Linked DNA regions of Homo sapiens: region 2 is linked to region 1. A link is an interaction called in ENCODE POLR2A ChIA-PET data of the cell type or tissue named here. Cell type or tissue: Panc1. All regions are shown on one strand. Each heading gives the region's core, and the rest is flanking DNA. Links, peaks and the distances in the headings are about the cores only.

Region 1 (10,085 bases), core at 1,228-9,227:
CCCACTTATAAGTGAAAACATGTGGTATTTGGTTTCCTGTTTCTGCACTAATTTGCTTAGGATAATGGTCTCCAGCTGCATCCATGCCATGTCGCTGCAAAGGACATGGTTTCATCCTTTTTTATGGCTGTGTAGTATTCCATGGTGTATATGTACCACATTTTCTTTATCCAGTCTACCAGTGATGGGCACCTGAGTTGATTCCATGTTTTTGCTATTGTGAACAGTAGTAGGATGAACATATGAGTGCAAATGTCTTTTTGGGAGAAGGATGTATTTTCTTTTGGGTATATACCCAGTCATGGGATTGCCAGGTTGAATGATAGTTCTATTTTTAATTCTTTGAGGAATGTCCAAACTGCTTTCCACAGGGGCTGAAATAAGTTACATTCCCACCAACAGTGTATGAGTTATTCCCTTAACAACCTCACCAACATCTGTTATTTTTTTACTTTTTAGCAATAGCCATTCTGACTGGTGCGAGGTGGTATCTCATTGTGGTTTTGTGTCTAATCATCTCTCTGATGATTAGTGATGTTGAGCATTTTTTCATGTGTTTGTTGGTTGCATGTATGTCTTCTTTTGAGAATTGTCTTTTCATGTACTTTGCCCACTTTATAACCAAGTTAGCTTATTGGTTTGTTTAAGTTTCTTATAGTTTCTGGGTACTAATCCTTTGCTGGATGCATAGTTTAGAAATATTTTCTCCCATTCTGCAGTTTGTCTGTTTGCTCTGTCAATAGTTTCTTTTGCTGTGCAGAGGCTCTCAGAAAGCAAGCTTGATGAGGTCACACAGCCTTGTCTCTTTGTTCAGTGCTGTAGATCCTCAGCTACAAGAAGAGTGCCTGGTATATAAAAGACATTCAATAAATACATGTCAATCAAATTATTATTATTATTATTTTATTCCTGCTGTCCAGATAGCACTGGACCAAGTCCCCTCAAAACAAAACAAAAATGAAAAATGAAAACCAAAAAAACAACAAAAAACCCTGTCTTGTTCCATTCAGGCTACTATAACAAAATATCTTGGGCTGGGTAACTTACAAATAGCAGAAATTGTTGTCCACAGTTCTGGAGGCCGAGAAGTCCAAGATCAAGGCACTGGAAGATTCATGTATAATGAGGAGGGTTCCTCGTGGTTGGTGCCTCTATGTGTCCTCACAGGGTGGGAGAAAAGGAGCAAATAGGCTCTCTCAAGCTATGAATAAGGGCATTCATCCCATGCATGAGGATGGAGCCCTCATGATCTAATCACCTCCCAAAGACCTCACGTCTTAATACTATCACATTGGGGATTAAGTTTCAACATGAATTTGGGGGGAAAAACATGCATTCAGATCATAGGATGCCCTCCCCCTTCCCCCCAAAAAAACAATTGGCAGGTCCTCTGCCATCCCACAGGCATTCAGTGATTTCTCTGTAAATTGAGTTTCTGTACTTTCATTTAAAAGCAAAAGCTTGCTTCTGTCTGATATAGTTCTACGGTGTGTGCTGGGTCAGTTGTTGAGAGTTGAGGCAGAATGTAAAATCCTGAGCAGAGACTGTGTGGGGAGACAAATTACAAGGTGCAGCTGGATGGCCAGGCTCAACTGCCTCAGTCTTGCATACAGAGCATGTTTTAACGTCGTCTCCAGTTTCATTTCTCTGTTCTACTCTTAGGTCTATTCCCCAGACCAAGCCTGAGTCCTGGTTGCTCAGCGGGGCTGCCCAGGTTGGGAGGAGCCTTACACCCATCTGGTTGCTCCAGATCTTGGTCCTGAGTTAGGACCACCTTAGACCCGTCTGGTTTCTCCAGATCTTGGTCCTGAGTTAGGACCACCTTAGACCCGTCTGGTTTCTCCAGATCTTGGTCCTGAGTTAGGACCACCTTAGACCCGTCTGGTTTCTCCAGATCTTGGTCCTGAGTTAGGACCACCTTAGACCCGTCTGGTTTCTCCAGATCTTGGTCCTGAGTTAGGACCACCTTAGACCCGTCTGGTTTCTCCAGATCTTGGTCCTGAGTTAGGACCACCTTAGACCCGTCTGGTTTCTCCAGATCTTGGTCCTGAGTTAGGACCACCTTAGACCCGTCTGGTTTCTCCAGATCTTGGTCCTGAGTTAGGACCAGACTCTTGTCAGGTAGCCCTTTGGCTTCCCGAGAGAGAACGTTCTTGGTCTCCCACTCACAAGGCGTACCCCCAACTTAATACCTTTCCTGGATTCTTTCTATCCCCTTGGTGGTGACTTGTTTTCAAGCATTCCTAACTGCATGTTCTAACATTCTCTAATTAATGATGATGAGGCTTCCCTGGCTGCAATCAGATCATGTTCATTTTTTATTTCGCTTCCTTAGTGAATCAGCTTCCTCGTGTCTTTTTCTCCATGTCCTATCTCAGACAGATACATACTGAGGTAGTATTTTGGGATCAATTTCTCTGTAGAATATGCATAGGGTTTTCCCTGTCTTTACTTTTGTTGTGAGTCATCTCCCACAACGTTCTAGCCATAATGTCCAACTAAAAGTGCTGTCTTTTTCTATGTATTTATTTATTTGTGGCAAGAGCACCTGCCGCAAGATCTATCCTCTTAACAGTTTTAAGTGCACAATACAGTATTGTTAACTGTAGACACAGTGCTGTACAGCAGATCTCTAGAACTTATTCATCTCGCACAGCTAACACTTTATACCCATCGAAAGTCAACTCTCCATTCCCCCTCCCCCCAGCCCTTGATAACTACTCTTCTACTCTCTGTTGCCATGAGTTTGACTATTTCAGATATCCCATATAAGTGGAATCATGCAAAGGATTTGAATAGACATTTCTCCAAAGAAGACATGCAAATGGCCAACAGTCGTATGAGAAAATAATCAACACTGCTAAACATCAGGGAAATGCAAGTCAAAGCCACAATGAGAAAGGCTAATTCCTTGACTCTATAAAATGACACATTGTTTTTCTAATAAATTTCCATTTTCTTTAACTTTGCTTGAGTTGGGTTCTACCACTTACAATAATAATAACACCAATAATTTAATTAAACTAAGTGCTTAATATGTGCCAGGTACTTCATATTTAGATAACTTTCAATCCTAGAGTAATCCACTTTACAGATAAAGAAATGGAAGCATGAAAAGAGAGGTTAAGAAACTTGCCCAAGTCACTTGGCCAGTAAGCAGTAGAGGCAGGATTTGAATATGCAATCTGATGCCAAGGCCTACATCCTCAACCACAGTGATGTAGACCCTCTCCCAAAAGGAGCATGGTGTCTCTCCTGTGGGCAGCCTCTCAGCATCTCTCCTTTAGGACGGATTCTCACAGGTGTAACTTGTATCTGATCTTAACCATACAGGAACAATACAGAATAAGGGCAGGCATCATTTGTTCCCCAAGAATATCTTTGAGTTCTAGATGAAAACATAGAGAAGGAGAGAAACTCCATGAACAAACTTGTGCCACCATGATTACGCCTATTGTTTCAGATGCATTTCTTTTAAAATGATAGGACACTAGCCTGCCTCAAAGTCCTATTAAAGGCAAATCCAGAAGTAAAATAGCTTCGGTTATACCTGTGGTTTGACATACCTCAGCTTCTCTGGTCCCTAGCCCTCTCTTCCATCAGCCAAAAGCTTCTGTAGCATGGAAAATACCAGGGAAAAAAAGAATTCCACTAGACAGGAAGAGAAAGGCATTAGCTGTCATTTAAGGGAATTGAAGAATTAGGTCCCATGAGAATGCTAGTAAAAGTCTTGGTTAAAAATAAAAACATTTATCTTGGTACTAATAGATAGAGGGGTGGGCCTGAAACTCACCTAAGTGTCTGAATAAAGATGAGCATTTTCCTGGCAGGAGACACAGAATTCTTTATTGATAGTTATCTGTGGCAGCAAAGTTTGTGCTGCCTCCAGCCAGCCCAGAGAGAGGGCTTTTGGAGACACAAATGGTCAGGGGCTGGCTTAGAGGGGACTGGGCATTGAGACTAGAGACGTAAGCTAGGTAGGATGGCAGTGTATTATCAATCTTGCTCATGGTCAGTGAGCAATTAGATGTACTTTAGCTGATTATAGCAGATGCTCAATTTTTTTCACTTTTTCAGAGATAGGGTCTTGCTATGTTGCCCAGGCTGGCCTCAAACTCCTGGCCTCAAACAATCCCTTCACCTCAATCTCCCGAGGAGCTAGGATTACAGGCGCCACCTCATCTGGCCCTCAAATAGTTTTGAATACCTTAAAAATAAAAATCGCTTCAATGTATTGAGCACTCGCTATGACAAGGACTGAGCTGAGTGTTTTGCTTATCTAAATGCCTCTCCCAAAAGGGAGATGCGTCGACCATCCTTCTGCAATGGTCAGTTTGACGTGTCCACTTGGCTAGAGTATTACCACCCAGTTATGGAGTCAAATATTATCTAGGTGTTGCTGTGGAAATGTGGTTTGTAGATGTGGTTAACATCTACCATCAGTTGATTTTAAGTAAGGGGGATTAAAAGGGTGGGCCTCAGCCATCAAGTGAAAGGCCTTATGAGCAAAACCCAACGTTTCTCATAGGAGAAGAAATTCTCCCTCAAGGCTGCAGTATCAACTCCTGCCTGAGTGTCCAGCCTGCAGGCCTGCCCTATAGACTGCAGTCTTGCTAGGCCCCATAATCTTTTTTCCTTTCTTTTTTTTTTTTTAGACAGAGTTTTGCTCTCGTTGCCCAGGCTCACTGCAACCTCCGCCTCCCAGGTTCAAGCAATATTCCTGCCTCAGTCTCCCAAGTAGCTGGGATTACAGGCATGCGCCACCACGCCCGGCTAATTTTGTATTTTTGGCAGAGATGTGGTTTCACCATGGTGGTCAGGCTGGTCTCGAACTTCTGACCTCAGGTGATCCGCCGGCCTTGGCCTCCCAAAGTGCTGGGATCACAGACGTGAACCACCGCACCTGGCCTTAGGCCCCATAATCTTGTGAGCCAATTCCTTAAAACCAATTTCTTATATATAAAAGACACACACACACACACACACACACACACACACACACACTCCTCCTATTGGCTCTGTTTTTTTTGGAGAACCCTGACTGATATATCTTCTAACAATCCTATAATTATTTTCATTTTGCAATTGAGGAATTTGAGCCTCAGAGATGTTAGGAGACTTGTTCACAATCACACAGCTAGTAAAAGGTAGGGCTATGCCAGTTTCTAAGATCTGTACTTTTTAATGTCACAATACATGGACTCATGAGGATAGCTGAAATCCAAGAAGCCCAGCCAGGGCGTTGTGGAGAAATGAGTGCTCAAATACATGTCACCTCTGCCGTCATCTGCAGAAAAGTTCCCAGGAGTCTGGGTTGATGTACAAGTAAAATTCTTGAAGTACAGTTCTCAGAGAACCAGCTTCTTCACAACCTTGACATCACTAACAACCCATTGCTGGCCTGCTGCTGTGCTGGCACCCTCGGCTTTTCTCACCCAAGCTAATCGTGTGTGCATTCTGGCTGCCTGGGCTGCCTGCCTCTCTGTGAGTACCTGGGCCACGGTGCTGCATGGCTGCTGGGTGCTTCAGTGTAAGAGTTGCCTGGTCTGCCTCCTGCATTTCAGTCTAGAAGACAGACCATGTGTAATCTTGCTCACCAGCAGATTCCAAGCATGCAGCTCAGAGCTAGCCACATAGTCTACTTCATCAAACTGTGCAGAAGGAAGGCATGAATGGCTGCTGTGACATTTCCACTTTGCAGGTTGATTTGAACTTTGTCTCCATCCTACATTTTTTCAAAGGTTCTTAAAAGAGGCCAATAGCCCCATGACCTGAAGTCATTACAAATCTAGAGCTTGGATCTCAGCTGCAGGATTAGCTGCCAATGAATGAATGGACAGCCTGCTGCCTGTTATCAGCGAAGTGCCCAGTGCCTTCTTGTGCTGGCCAGGAAGACACAGCTTGAGAACATCACCGTCACTCCTGGGTGGTCTCCTCACAGGAAGTCCACGCTCACACCATGCCCCTTGGAGCATGCTGTCAGAATCAATAAGCTAGAGATGAATTTGCAAAGACCTGTCATTTCACGTGTAACAGGAGCAAACCTTTAGGAAATGAGCATTCCTTTAGATTCAGTAGACATCCGCAGGACAGGCAGAAACTGGCATTTAGGATAAATTGAGCTGGGCTAGAAAGGGCTGGGGAGAGCCAGATGTTTATCACGTGAATGTCAGGCTGTCACCCTGAAACAGCTGGGGAATTCTCACTGAGCTGAGTGATCTGGTGTAACATGTAAAATCATGATAGAAATAAAAAGAATCCTGGCTTGGGATTGGATGATCTAGACAAGTCCTGAAACCTTCCAGGCCTTCATTTCATTATCAGGGTAATCGGTCATCAGTGACATCCCTGGATTTTTGAGATAGGATTGCCTCGAACCTCTGCTTCTACAGCTTCAAGGTCTAAAGTCCTTGCTGCATTTGTGCAAAGCCCTGGAAGCTTCACTCTCGGCTCCCTCCTTCTCTCCCTTCTTGTGGGTGCTGCCTCCCTTTCACTGGGCACCAAACTAGACCCAAAACTCAGCACCTTTGCTTGTTTCCTCTCATGGAATCCATCCACTCTTGTAAAAATCTGCAAACCACAAGGTGAGTATCCCAGCTAGGCAAAGGGCTTCATCGTGTCTGGGTGGTGAGTATATGGGGCCCACAGCTGGCCTCCAGGCACTGCTGCGGTGTCTTTGAGTCCCACAGCCTCACACTGATGCCACCCCCACCTCCGCCAATCTCCAGCACCACACCTGAGACCCTTGAACTCCTGATGTGCCTGAAACCAGAGAAGTTCCTCACCACCCTCTTGTCTTACACCCTGCATGGGGCACCAGGATCCCTTCTTTGTGTGCTCACATCTCTGAGAGGGTTTGGCTAAACAATCAGTCCACTGAGATGCTGGCCTGGGGACAAACCTGCTGTCCACTGCCAGGCCATGTGGAGGAGCTCGCCTGCCTCTGACCACAGAGCCATGCAGGACCCATCTGGCTTCCTCTTCTCCTGCAGGGTTTTTTCTCTCGAGGTTCCTCAGTGGCTTGGTGAATGCAGCTATGGTTATGGTCCTGTTCTCCAGACAAGTGGATGAATCGGGAGTGGATGTAGCTAAAGGTTGAGCAGCGATCTCCACTGTGAAGGAACAAGTGAGTTCTGTATGCTTGAACATCAGGAAGCCTGATTCATGTGCGTTCCAGAACACACCAGCCAGTGATCTTAGGCAAGTCACTCACTTTGCTGAGCCTCAGTTTCCACTTAAAATGGCCATAAGGGCATGTTTTCTATTTATTTCACAGTTTGTATGAAGCGCAAATGAGCACACATGTGTGAAAGAACATAATTTATTTTGCACACAGTCTTCATATAGGGTGTTACAAAAACACAAAACATACAAAAGGAGCCTATCTCTAAATTTTCAGATTGGAGATTCTCCCCCGATGTCTGCCTGGAACAAAGGTATGTTGGGGATGAGCTCTAATTTTGCCCCTTTTATTGAGGGAGAGTCAGAATAAAATTCCAAACTTGCCCACATAGGCAGGAAGCTGAAAGCATTCCTTAACGCTGTCAGTGCTCGGTCAGATTCTCATCAAAAAAGCGTTTAAGCAGCATGACTGAGTTTTAGGTGGTTTTCTAAGGTTGAGATGACATGCACCTGATGTTGAGTTTCTGCAGCTTTTTGTCATGATGGCAATGTCCTTCCTTGCTGAGCCGAGGCTGTGTGTCTGGGGAGCAGTGTCGTGCAGGTAGCCTCACAGTTTACCACTTCAACCAACCCATGTAATGTAGTCAGACAAGCAACAGGAGGGTTGCCTGAGCTTCCCCCTGAGTTGGGGTATCACCCTGGCGTCCATGGGCCCGTTGTTGTTCCTGACTTCCCCATGCATGCTGATTCCTTCTCAGATTTCTCAGCTAGGTCTGTCTCCTGAGCCCTTGCATTTCCCTCGGCACTGTCTGTGAGCACAGTGGTTCTACTTAGTCTATGTTTCTTTATCTTTGGTGTGTTCTGTTCCCTCAATTCTTAGGACAGGAAATCAAGATTTGGTTTAGCAGTGTTAAGTATGAGATGTTCTTTAGGCATCCAAGCTAAGTAGGCAGTTAAATATAGTATTACTGATTTACTGCTGTGTAACAAATTATTCCTAAACTCAGTGGCTTAAAACAACAAATAATATCTTACAGTTTCTGTAGGGGAAGCCATCTGAGTGTGGCTTAGCTGGGTCTTACCTTTAGGTCCATTCCCCAGACTGAGCCAGCACTGATGGCTCAGCTTATCTGCTTAGGAGTTAGCTGCAACCTGTTTGGTTCAGGGTATCTCACAGACTGAACTTGAGGAGCTGTGATCTTATCTGAAGGTTCTTCTGGGGCGGATCTGTTTCTGAGCTCATGCATGTGGCTATTGGCAGGATTGGGTTCCTCCTAGGCTGTTGGACTGAGGGCCTCAGGCCCTCGCTAGCTGTTGGCTGGAGGCTGTCCCCAGTTCCTTGGCATGCGAGACTCTCCCCAGAGTGGCTCACAGCGCAGTAGCCGACCTTCATGAGAGTGAGCAAGTGGGAGAGCAAGAGAGGGCCAGCAAGACAGAGGCCTAATCTCGGAAGCAATCCAGCCCACCCTCAGGAAGCAGTGTGAACACCAGGCAGTGAGGAAGATGGGAGTCATCTCAGGGGCCGCCTAGCACAGCACACAAGCCTGACGTTCTGGGGAGGTGGCTGGGCTCTGAACAGACATTGGCAAGCTGTCAGGTCACCTAGAGGTGCAATAACAGGAGTGAATGTCCAAAGAAAAGAGGTCCTTGGCCTGAGCCCTGGATCCTCCAGCCTTTAGGAATAGGAATCCTGGAAGGAACAAACAATGGAGTGAGAGAAGGAGGGTCAGGGAGGTCTGACAGCTAGTACTGGCTGAGGCTAATTAGAAATGACCACTAAGAAATGGAAATTGAAGTGAAGGGATTGGGAAAACAGACCACAATTCTTCAAGAGGTTGCCTACTAAAAAGAGGAGCCCTTTCCCAATCTTCAGAACTCAGCAGACCTCTCCTCTTCCCTCCTCCACCCTGGCACAGTAAACAATGGACCTATCAGGTGGCCATCCTGTCCTCCTGCGTCTCCTCTTAACTTAAGGCTGGCAGGGGAGTCCTAAACTTCTGGGAAATGGGGAAGAACCTTGAGGGAGGTCAGGCAGTACAAACCAGGAAGCATCTGCAGGAGAGAGAAAGGTTAGCGGCTCCAGCAAATCATTTCCCCAGGATTTTGATCAGTGTGTTTAGGCCCCAGCAGGCAGAACCGGCTGGCTGAGTCAGCACCAGCACACTGTGGAGCAAACAGCCTGACTTTTCTCTGAGTTCCCCCAGAGCTAAACTGCCGGCCAGGCAGTCAAATGAGAAAAGGTGCAATTGAGCAAATAGAAACAAAGAAGAGAAATAACGACAGCCAGGCTAGTGAATTAGCAGCAGCAGTGTGTGGTCTGTTTCCTGTCTTCCAAGACATTCCCTGGGCTTTAGTATACTAGGCGTTCACTCATTCGTTCATTTATTCAGTAAATTCATTCACTGAGCATCTGAGTGCCTCAAGTCCATCGTAGGTGCTGAAAGAGCATGGTAAGCAGAAGTCAACAATGGCCTTGTCCTCAAGGAACTTACAGTCTAGAAAGGGAGACAGCTGTGAATCCATGGTCACATGGATACATAAAAATTAGATTAGTGGGCAGGGTGCGGTGGCTCATGTGTGTAATCTCAGCACTTTGGGAGGACGAGGTGGGCAAATCACCTGAGGTCGGGAGTTCGAGACCAGCCTGACCAACATAGAGAAACCCTATCTCTACTAAAAATACAAAATTAGCTGGGCATGCTGGCACATGACTGTAATCCCAGCTACTCGGGAGGCTGAGGCAGGAGAATCACTTGAACCCAGGAGGCAGAGGTTGTGGTGAGCCGAGATCGCGCCATTGCACTCCAGCCTGGGCAACAAGAGCGAAACTCCATATGAAAAAAAAAATAGACTAGTGGTAACTGACAAAGACTCTTTCCTTGACCAAGCTGGTCAGGTTCCTCTCAGCACTCTTCCCAACTAGGCCCAAGCTTTGAGCTTGGCTCCTGTTCTGTACTTATGGT
Region 2 (10,085 bases), core at 1,423-9,422, 140 kb after region 1:
GAGCACAATGTTCTTCCCAAGGCATCTCTCTGATCACTAGTGATTGCTCCACAGGACTGAGTGGACATGATTCTAAGCAGTAAAGGAGAACTTGGGAAGTGTTGCTATTTGATACCATGAACTGGAGAGGAAGAAGTTCTGCTTTGGGAATGTTAGAAACCTCTCCTGTTAACAGATTAGAAATATGAACACTTTCACACTGTTGGTGGGACTGTAAACTAGTTCAACCATTGTGGAAGTCAGTGTAGCGATTCCTCAGGGATCTAGAACTAGAAACACCATTTGACCCAGCCATCCCATTACTGGGTATATACCCAAAGGATTATAAAACATGCTGCTATAAAGACACATGCGCACGTATGTTTATTGCGGCACTATTCACAACAGCAAAGACTTGGAACCAACCCAAATGTCCAACAATGATAGACTGGATTAAGAAAATGTGGCACATATACACCATGGAATACTATGCAGCCATAAAAAATGATGAGTTCATGTCATTTGTAGGGACATGGATGAAGCTGGAAACCATCATTCTCAGCAAACTATCACAGGGACAAAAAACCAAACACCGCATGTTCTCACTCGTGGGTGCGAATTGAACAATGAGAACACATGGACACAGGAAGAGGAACATCACACACCGGGGACTGTTGTGGGGTGGGGGGAGGGGGGAGGGATAGCATTAGGAGATATACCTAATGTTAAATGACGAGTTAATGGGTGCAGCACACCAACATGGAACATGTATACATATGTAACAAACCTGCATGTTATGCACATGTACCCTAAAACTTAAAGTATAATTAAAAAAAGAAAAGAAAAAGCTATTTTCACCAGGCACAGTGGCTCACGACTGTAATCCCAGCACTTTGGGAGGCTGAGGCGGGCGGATCACCTGAGGTCAGGAGTTCCAGACCAGCGTGACCAACATGGAGAAACCCTGTCTCCACTAAAAATACAAAAAAATTAGCCGGGCATGGTGGCACATGCCTGTAATCTCAGCTACTCGGGAGGCTGAGGCAGGAGAATCGCTTGAACCCGGGAGGCGGAGTTTGCAGTGAGCGAAGATCGTGCCATTGCACTCCAGCCTGGGCAATAAGAGCGAAACTCAGTTTCAAAAAAAAAAAAAAAAAGAAAAAAGAAAAAGCTATTTTCAGTCCTTGCTTTTTAAAACTCTCATAGAATTTTTAAAAATTCCATTAGCTTGGATTACAGGCAGAGAGTCGTTTGCTGTAAAAATGGGTAGTATAAGGTAACTGTTTATGTTGTCAAAGAAGCAGTATTTTGCTCTTCAGGAGGAAGGTAGAGGGAGGTCAGTCTTGTTCACTGGGAAGCCTGACCATTTTGCCCACAGCCTGGCATGAACCATGGTGTACAGCAATGTGTCAGGCTCAGTGTGTTTAATGGGCTGTTGCTATGAAATTTTTGTCCCTATAATCAGAGCCTCTGCCTTGATAACTTAATTGCACTTTTAAAAAACTCTTGAATTTGAGTACATCCTGAAAATATCATGAGGGCTTTTGATTAATGTAAAATTAAAGCTCTTTCAGAAGCATTAATTGAATAAAGAGAACACTATTCAAAGAGCTGTAAGGACATCCCAAACCATTTGAAGACACAGACACTACAGTCATTATCTTAAAATCTGGTTAATTAAGGCTCTAAGTGTCATTTCAAACATTTTGACTTCCGGGTACTTTATATTTAAGTTTCTATCTAATTTTCTTGTTCTCTTGACCATTAGGAATCTATTTTTTCTTCTCACATTGAATCTTTTTGTTTCCATGTTAGCAGGAAAATAACTCTAGAATATTTCTGATGCAGTCTTTCAACCCATCTTTCTTACTTGCCAAGTGTTGATGAAATGTCATAATTAAAAGTGATCTGTTTCTTCTGTGGTGACTAAGCTAAAACATGCTCCTTGCTTGGCAGAATAATTTGTTTTTTGACTGTTGAAAGAAACAAATTGTAAACATAATATTAAGTTAGTGTTAAGATTGACAAACCATATACTTAACAGATTGGGTAATTGCTATTTCCCCAAATAAGGTAAAAGAATCCATTAAGTTATGGGTTAACGGTCAAGTGAACAGGTTGACTTGAAACCACAAGTACCATTTAAGATGCTTTTAGCTGAAAGTCATAGAAGACCCATAATGCCTAAACATTTACAAAATTAATTACCTTACAACATAAACTAGGTGGTAGAGAATTCTCCAAAGTTGGCTAATTCAACATGTAATTTAAATAGAATATTCCTCACTGTGTGAGCTTTAGTCCTCACATTCATCCTGGTTGCAAGATTCTGCAGCACCTCCATGCAGAAGCTCCCTCTGAGGCAGGACTGGAACTCTGCTTTCTCCTTTTTTTCACTTTTTAAAAGCAGAGAAACCTTTCCCCAAAAGCCACCCAGTAGACTTCCACCTACATCTGATTGGCCAAAGTTGTGTTAAATGCTTATGACTAAGCCCAAATCAGAGAGGACAGTGGGTTGCCATGCTTGTCTCAGGCCGCTTGATTCACCCACCGAGATGAGAGAGAAACTCCTCCTTTCATGAAGGGCATGACCCCCAACACCTACTCGAAGGCAGAGTTCTGTCAGCCAGGGAAAGATGGGCAGAATGGCTGCTGGGTGGAAAAGCATGTGCTGTGATTTGAATGTGTGTCCCCTCCAAACTCATGTTGAAATGTGATCCCCAGTGTTGGTGGTTGGGCCTGGTGGGAGGTGTCTGGGTCATGGGGGTGGATCCCTCATGAATGGCTTGGTGCAGTTGCCATGGTAATGAGTGAGTTCTCACTCTGCTAGTTCCAATGGGAGCTGGTTGTTTAAAGGAGCCTTGGCACCTCTTCTTCCTCTCTCTCTTGCTCCCTCTTTCACCATGTGACATGCCTGCTCCCCCTTTGCCTTCTGCTATGATTGCAAGCTTCCTGAGGCCTCACCAGAAGCAGATGCCAGCACCACACTTCTCATACAGGCTGCAGAACTGTGAGCCAAATAAACCTCTTTTCTCTATAAATTACCCAGTCTCAGGTATTTCTTTATAGCAACACAGAGTGAGCTAACACAGCATGGCAAGCACCAGTGTCTGCCTGCACAGTCTTCTGGTGTTCCTCCTATCTCTCCAGCTGCTCCCCTGTCAACCCCTTTGCTTAGTCCTCCTCTGCCTCTCCTCTAAATATCCTCCTGGGCCCTCTTCTCTATGAGTGCTCTCTGCTTAGAAAATCTCACCCGGGCTCTAGTCCTGTGGTTTTAAATGGCATCCACATGCTGGCAACCCTCCAAATTGATAGCCTCAGCTCTGACCTCTCCTCTGAGCTCCATATCTGGACACCTAACTGTCCATTTGACATCTCAACGTTCATGTCTCAGAAGCATCTCAAACATGATATATTCCAAACAGAAATTTTTATATTTCCCAAATCAGCAACTCCCCAAGTGTTTCCAGCTTAGAAAATGGCATCTCCATCTGCCCAGTTGTTCAGGACAGATGCCCAGGAGTCAGTCTTGACTCTTACCTTCCCTAATGACACAACTCCACCACTTTTTTTCTGTTCAATCTGTTATCTAGCATGGTGCTCCAAGGGCCCAGCCAACATCAGGTGCTCAATAAATATTTGTTGAAAATTGATTGAATGTACTTGTATAATATGAACCTTGACGGAAGGGTGGAAATGTGGAAGTTAGAAGGAGCATGAGGTTGGCATTCTGGTAAAGGTGTTCATTCTAAGATTAATTGAAGGCAGTGTTTACAATGCATTCTGGGAGGTATAATGCCATTATTCCTCCTCGATTCAAATGTAATCCCACCCATATTTGAACAAGACTTTCATGGGCACTAAAGCAGTGGTGGAGACAGAGTCTTATAATTTACTTGGAGCTTCTCAGATGCACTGGCCTCCAGAATGCACCTGGTGGCAACACCATGTTTGATGACACAGTGCACAGTGAGGACCCAACGTGAGTTGAAATTGTAATGCATGACCTGGATTTCCTCTCAATAAGGCCTGTGATCAGTGACTGCCGAAATGGGGAGCTGAGGGATGTTGTTCTTTTCTTTCCCATTGTCAGTGATACTGATTGCCATGATGTTGAAAAAATGGAAGATTCTATCAGTCAGCTACTGCTGCAAGGCAAGCACCTACAAAATCTTGGTGGCATAGAGCAATAAACATTTATTTCACATGCATCTGCTGCTTGGCTGGAGTGGCTTGTCTAGGCTGGAGTAGGTCTTAGAGCTGTTGATCTGACTGGATTTGCAGGTGGTGACTCCTCCCCATGTGTATTCATCTGGGTCCCAGCTAAAATGACAGCAGCTACCAGAGGCAGACTCTTCTCACAGTGATGACAGGAGGGCAAGTGGAAACTCCTTGAAACCTTTTAAAGCCTAGACTCGCAACTGGCACCCTGCCACTTCTGTCAGTTAGTCAAAGCGAGCTGCAAGACCAAGCCTGGAGTCAAGGGCAGTGCATGATGCCTTTTGTAGGAGGATTCACAGGGTTATAGGGCAAAGAGTATGGATATAAGGAGCAGGAGGAATTGGGGCAATAATTGAGTCCACTGAGTATATACCACACATGGGAGAAGACAAAAGAGAAAGCCTGGACTCAGGTTGAAGTGATGGAGTCCAGGGTGGAGCTGCCTGTCTCTCTATTCCTGGCTGCATCTCACTGTAATTCAGAGTACACCGTATGTTCCCTTTGGAATAGACTACCCGATAGAGTCTCCATCTCTCCCAAATCCATTTGCTATTTATTCAGTAATGCCTGGACTACTTTCCAGGCTGGTGCCCTGGATGTTGATTCCTCTAGTACGGTTGTTATGGGAAACATTTCATTTCACATCTGCTGACACAATTTGCTGTCTCTCTAAAAAAAAAAAGAAGAAGAAGAAAAGGAGAAAGAGAGAGAGGTTCATACTCCAATGGCTGTAAAGGATAAGGAGTAATTTATTCAGAGCTATATACAAATCAGACTATCTTCTTCCAGACAGAATCAATAATATAATTTTAAGCCCACACACATTTACAAACGCCAGCACTCCCGTGCAGCTGGGTTGCCATGGGCAACCAGGGCATGCCAGCTCCTGATCTGAAGCAGGCCGATGTCTCCCAGCCTTGTAAGCACATTCTGCAGACAGAATTCACAGAATTCAAGGGAGCTGAGGATGTTAGTGTTGGCTCTGATCTGACCGCCACACAAATGCATCCCTGTGATGGTTTGGATTAGCTCTTGTCTGAACTGCTTAGCTTTATTTAAACTTCTGTTTGCACAGGACTTCTTCAGTCTCCCTTCTGTGTCTGTGTTTCAGCAGGCTGGAGATGGAGGGGGAGGTGTGTGAAGGACCTGTGGGCAGGGAGGAGAGCAGGTAATGAGAGTTCCACCCACAGCCACTGGTGGTCACAACAGCCAAGGGTGGGGCTCAGGTCCACTGAGGGCAGGCTGGATGCTAAACCAATGGATCTTCCCAATAAGAACTGGGCCCGGTGGATCTTCCCAATAAGAGAGCCTGATGGGGTGTTGGGAGTGGATGTGTGTTGGATGTGAAAACAAGAGCCAGAAACAGGAAGGTAGGAAGGAGAGAAGAGGGTGGTCTGGCAAACACAAACATTGGGAGCAGGTAGGGACAGGCAGGTCCCGGTAAAAGGGCTGGGGATGGGGAGAGTGTGCAGGAATGACCCATGATGGTTGCATTTGGATATGTCAGTACAAACCTAAATGCACTGTCAAAGGAAGCCTGAATTAGAGATTTCCTGGTGAGGAAGTCACTGACCTTCACAAAAACCATGAAAACATTTAATGAAGAATGCAGAAATTTTTTTTTTAATTAAGTAGTATGATAAAATCATGTGACCTGTCCCTACCCAACTGGACCTAGTCTTGGTCAGACACAAAGAGGAACAGATGGATAGAGAGGCCTGGGCTGTATCCCACACCCACCACTGAACCAGCATAGCCTCGACCTGTAACAGAGGCTTCGACCTCCGTGTACACATCTGCTGCAATGGAGAGGTGCCTTGTGGGGGAACAACTGAGCAAAAGGACTTAGGGGAGACTGGGCTGGTGAGGGGACCTGTAAGCCTGGGGTTTGTGTGAGTTGGGGTCGGGGGAGACTTATCAGAAAAGTCTTTAAAGTGCAGCAGAAAAATTGCAGGAAGCACTTGGAGATCACCTGGTCCAACCACCTCATTTTACAGACAAGAAAGTTCAGATCACAAAAGTTAAATAATTTGCCCGAGGTCAGAAAACCCGAGAGAGGCAGGTGGAAGGCAGTGGGGCTGTACTGACCATGGGGCAGGGGGAAGCCCCAGGCTCCAAGCAGAGGGTGGCACAAGGAAAGGAAGGGTCAGGAAAGTAGATCTGGGATCTAGAAGGATCACGGAGAATGGCAAAAGTTAGGGGGCCCCAGAAACCACTGCTGTTGGGGGTCACAGTGACAGCGGACAACAGGAGGACACTGGCTAATGACATGGCCCTGGGCAGATAAAGGGGATGAGGGTGAGAAAGAGTAAAATCATGGCTGGACTTCTGAGTGTCGGCAGCAGGTCAGATGGTGCTTCTGTTTCCAGGAGAGTGAGGAACGGGAGAGTAAAAGATGACTCTGTTTGGGAGGCTGGGCAGCTGGTTATATGGTGGGATCGTTCCTAGGGAATGAGTCTGCAGCAGCTCCCAGCATGCTGAAGATGGAGGAGCCAGTCAGACAACCGGGGGAGAAATCCTGCCTCCAGGGAAGGCTACCCTGCACCTTTAGGATCAGTGGGACCCCCACCCACCACGCCTCACTCATGTGAGGGCAAGCTCCACTGTCTCTGGCTCCAGGGCTTGTCTCTGACTCTTATCTCCCTCGTTCCTAAATCCTCTGGCTTCCTATTTTCCAGTATAGACCCCCAAGTTCTGATCTTCTTCTATTAATCTGTGGGCACAATCACCTCTGAAGTACTAATCTCGACCATTGCCATCAGATGCCTGATTCCTTGTGCACACAGACATCAATGACACCAACATTTCTGCATGAGGACAAGACACGCTTTCCCACTGTCTGTCCTGAGGGACCCCTTTTCTGAGTAACCTCACCCTGCTGCAATGGTGCCTCCCATAGCTCTCCTGAGCTCCAGACCTTTATTGCTAATTTCCTGGTAAGCCTCTTTACCCAGATATCTCAAAAGGGGCTTTGATGACTCCAGCAGAATCAATTATCTTAAACTCCATTTCTTTTCTCCTTTTCTCATAGCCTCTTCCCACTGTGCCAGTCAGAACCCTGGAGCCATCCTTCCTCTCCCCAAGCCCTGCAGTCACTGCTGCTGCTTGTCTCCATCCCCACTGTCCTGCCTTGCTGCAGGTCCACTGCACTTCCATCCTGGGCTGCTGCAAAGGATCTCCTTCACTTCCAATCTCTCCATGCTACAGGGAAAATGGTCTTTCTCCGAAGCCTTGCTGAGATGACTCTTCATTTTCTTAGGAATGATGAAATCCAACCTCCTTAATATGACCTGCACTTTCCTTCAGGATCCCACCTCTACACATTTTTTGGCCTTATCTCTTTCCTTTTCCTGGCTGGTGCCAGAATTTCCTCATGCTTAATCACTAGCAGCGCCATGACTACATCCAGCATCCAGCTCATTGTTGCTTCTGCACGGTTGTACTTGTTCTGTCTGTTCCTGGAAGAACAGCCCCTCTTGTCTGCCTGAAAAACTAATACTTACCCTTCCAATGGCTTCTCCTTTGGGAAGCACCTCCCCACCCAACCTTGGCAGCCAGAGTTAACGGCTTCCTCTCCGTGTTGTTGAAGAGCCCCAAGGACACCCTCTGACATGGCACTTACTGTGGTATAAAATTGTTGGCTCGCCTCTCTGTCCTTGGTTTTGTCTTCACTGTCTCAGCAGCTAGCATGTTGTCTGGTGTAGGGTACGTTTTTAACAAATGCTGGTCAAAGTAAGATGATGGAGGAAGAAATGAGTGATGAGTTCCAGCAGTGCTCCCTCACTGTGCCCGCTCCCATTCTGAAGGAGCTGCTTTCAGTGTTGAACAGAGGCTGACTCCCAAGTAAACCACCCCCTGCAGACTAGCTGCAGCTTTGCGGGTACAGATTCTGCTAAGCTGGGATAGCAACAGTATTTAGAACCAGAAGGAAACCTAGGGATTCCTTAGCACACCTTCTAATTTTAGGAGCAAGGCTCAGAGAGTGAGGCAGCATGGCCAAGGTCACATGACTGGATAGTTAGAAAGCCACTTCAGCCAGGTACAATGACTCACACCTCTAATCCTAGCACTTTGAGAGGCTGAAGCCAAGTGGATTGCTGGAGCCCAGGAGTTCAAGGCCAGCCTGAGCAATATAGTGAGACCTTATCTCTACAGAAGATTTAAAAACTAGCCAGGCATGGTGGTGCATGCCTGTGGCCCTAGCTACTTGGGGGAGCTGAGCTTGAGCCCGGGAGGTCAAGGCTGAAAGGAGCTGGAATCACGTAACTCCACTCCAGTCTGGGAATACAATGAGATCATATCTCAAAAAAAAAAAAAAAGAAAGAAAGAAAGCCACTTGAACACAGAGCTGACCTAAAGTTCCTTGGTCTTTTTCCTGCAAACATTCTGCTTGCTACAAATGGATGGGCTAATTCTTTCATTTAAACAACACTTTTTTTTTTTTTTGGCTACAAAATAAGTGTTCATTATAGAAAATTATAAATTGATTGTTTAGGCTCACTGTAGAAAATAAAGAGAAAAGCAAAGAGAAGAAGATAGGAATCATGTGTGGACATTCCACCAGAAAGACAATTAGTTCCTTCTATTTTGGCTTTTTGGATTGCAAGGAACAGAATCCCCTGGAGTTGACTCAAGCCAAAAGGCTTCGTGGTAGGGACGCAGGTGGAATAACAAAAAATCTCACAGAAATCTTAGAGCAAGAAGCTGTCTCAGGGCTGGTCCTTATTAAGCTGGAGGGAGAGTGGCTTTGGATTCAAAGGATATTCAGGGACCCAAGAACAAATAGCTCAAAATTTTTACCCTGGAACCCCACTGTTTATACAACTCAGCTCACTCCACATGCCTGCTTCTTTCGGTCCCGCCAGGATACTTTGCAAATGTGCTAGTTTAAACACCGAGAGAGACTCTCACTGGTCCAGCCCATCTTTTCAATAGTCCTCGGATTGATGGACATCCTTTATACTATGCCCAATCAGCTGTGAGCTAGAGCGTCAAGGGCTTGTGGCCAGCCTCTTGTAGGATAGTAGGAGGCTGTCCTGGCCTCGATGATAATAATGATAATAGTCAACATGCATGGAGCACCTGCTACATGCCTTGCACTACTCTAAACACTGCCCACACGTTATAACATTAGCTTTCCTTTTCGCTCTATGAGGCAGGCACTGTGATGATCACCACTTGACAGTTGGGGAAATTAAATATCGTAAGCTGTACAGCTGTAGCTCTATACTTGACTGCCCTAGCTAAAAAGGTGATGCATCCATAACGCTCCCATCTCCTATCCTTCTCTCCCCCATCAGTCCCCTTCCTGCCAAGTCCCAGTGCTCTCACTTTGGTTGCCCCAAGTACTTCGCTTAAGTGCTCCACGCTCCAGAATCATCTCTACTCCCTCTCCCCTCTCCCATCCACCCAAATCCTGCTTCACTCAGTTCACCCCGTCTCTCCACCTTCCCTTTACCTGACCCCAGAGAAGCTTGGTTTGGCCTTTCGGAGTGTAGGGCCTGCCGTTAGTAGAGGATTCTTTCCTCTAGGGTAGACTCTGTGTTCTTTGGACACAGTGAAATTAAATACCAGGGCACCGGGCCGGGCATGGTGGCTCACTCCTGTAATCCCAGCACTTTGGGAGGCCGAGGTGGGCGGATCATGAGGTCAAAAGATCAACACCATCCTGGCCAACATGGTGAAACCCCATCTCTACTAAAAAATACAAAAATTAGCTGGGCACGGTGGCGCATGCCTGTAGCCCCAGCTACTTGGGAGGCTGAAGCAGGAGAATCGCTTGAACCCGGGAGGCGGAGCTTGCAGTTAGCTGACATGGCGCCACTGCACTCCAGCCTGGTGACAGAGCGAGACTCCGTTTCAAAAAAAAAAAAAAAAAAAAATCA

What was found. Peaks named below come from ENCODE experiments on the same cell type or tissue, not always from the same donor. Only the 100,000 strongest peaks of a DNase experiment are listed, where the experiment ranks them.
Region 2: POLR2A ChIA-PET joins it to region 1 with 5 read pairs; 2 of 35 experiments call an interaction of 5 or more read pairs at or near these places.

The regions. Positions count from the first base shown.
Region 1 is chr13:30,850,279-30,860,363 of GRCh38, forward strand. No RefSeq gene overlaps it. Among named protein-coding and RNA genes, the nearest start is that of LINC00545, 27 kb to the right of the region's middle. In Panc1, for the core only: no CTCF peak of the experiment used is centred there; no DNase peak of the experiment used is centred there; H3K27ac peaks cover 1,576 bases.
Region 2 is chr13:30,993,524-31,003,608 of GRCh38, forward strand. It overlaps LINC01066 (long intergenic non-protein coding RNA 1066), which reads right to left and starts at 2,734. Exons shown (of 2, transcript NR_189306.1): 1 at 2,531-2,734; 2 at 1,639-1,952. In Panc1, for the core only: no CTCF peak of the experiment used is centred there; no DNase peak of the experiment used is centred there.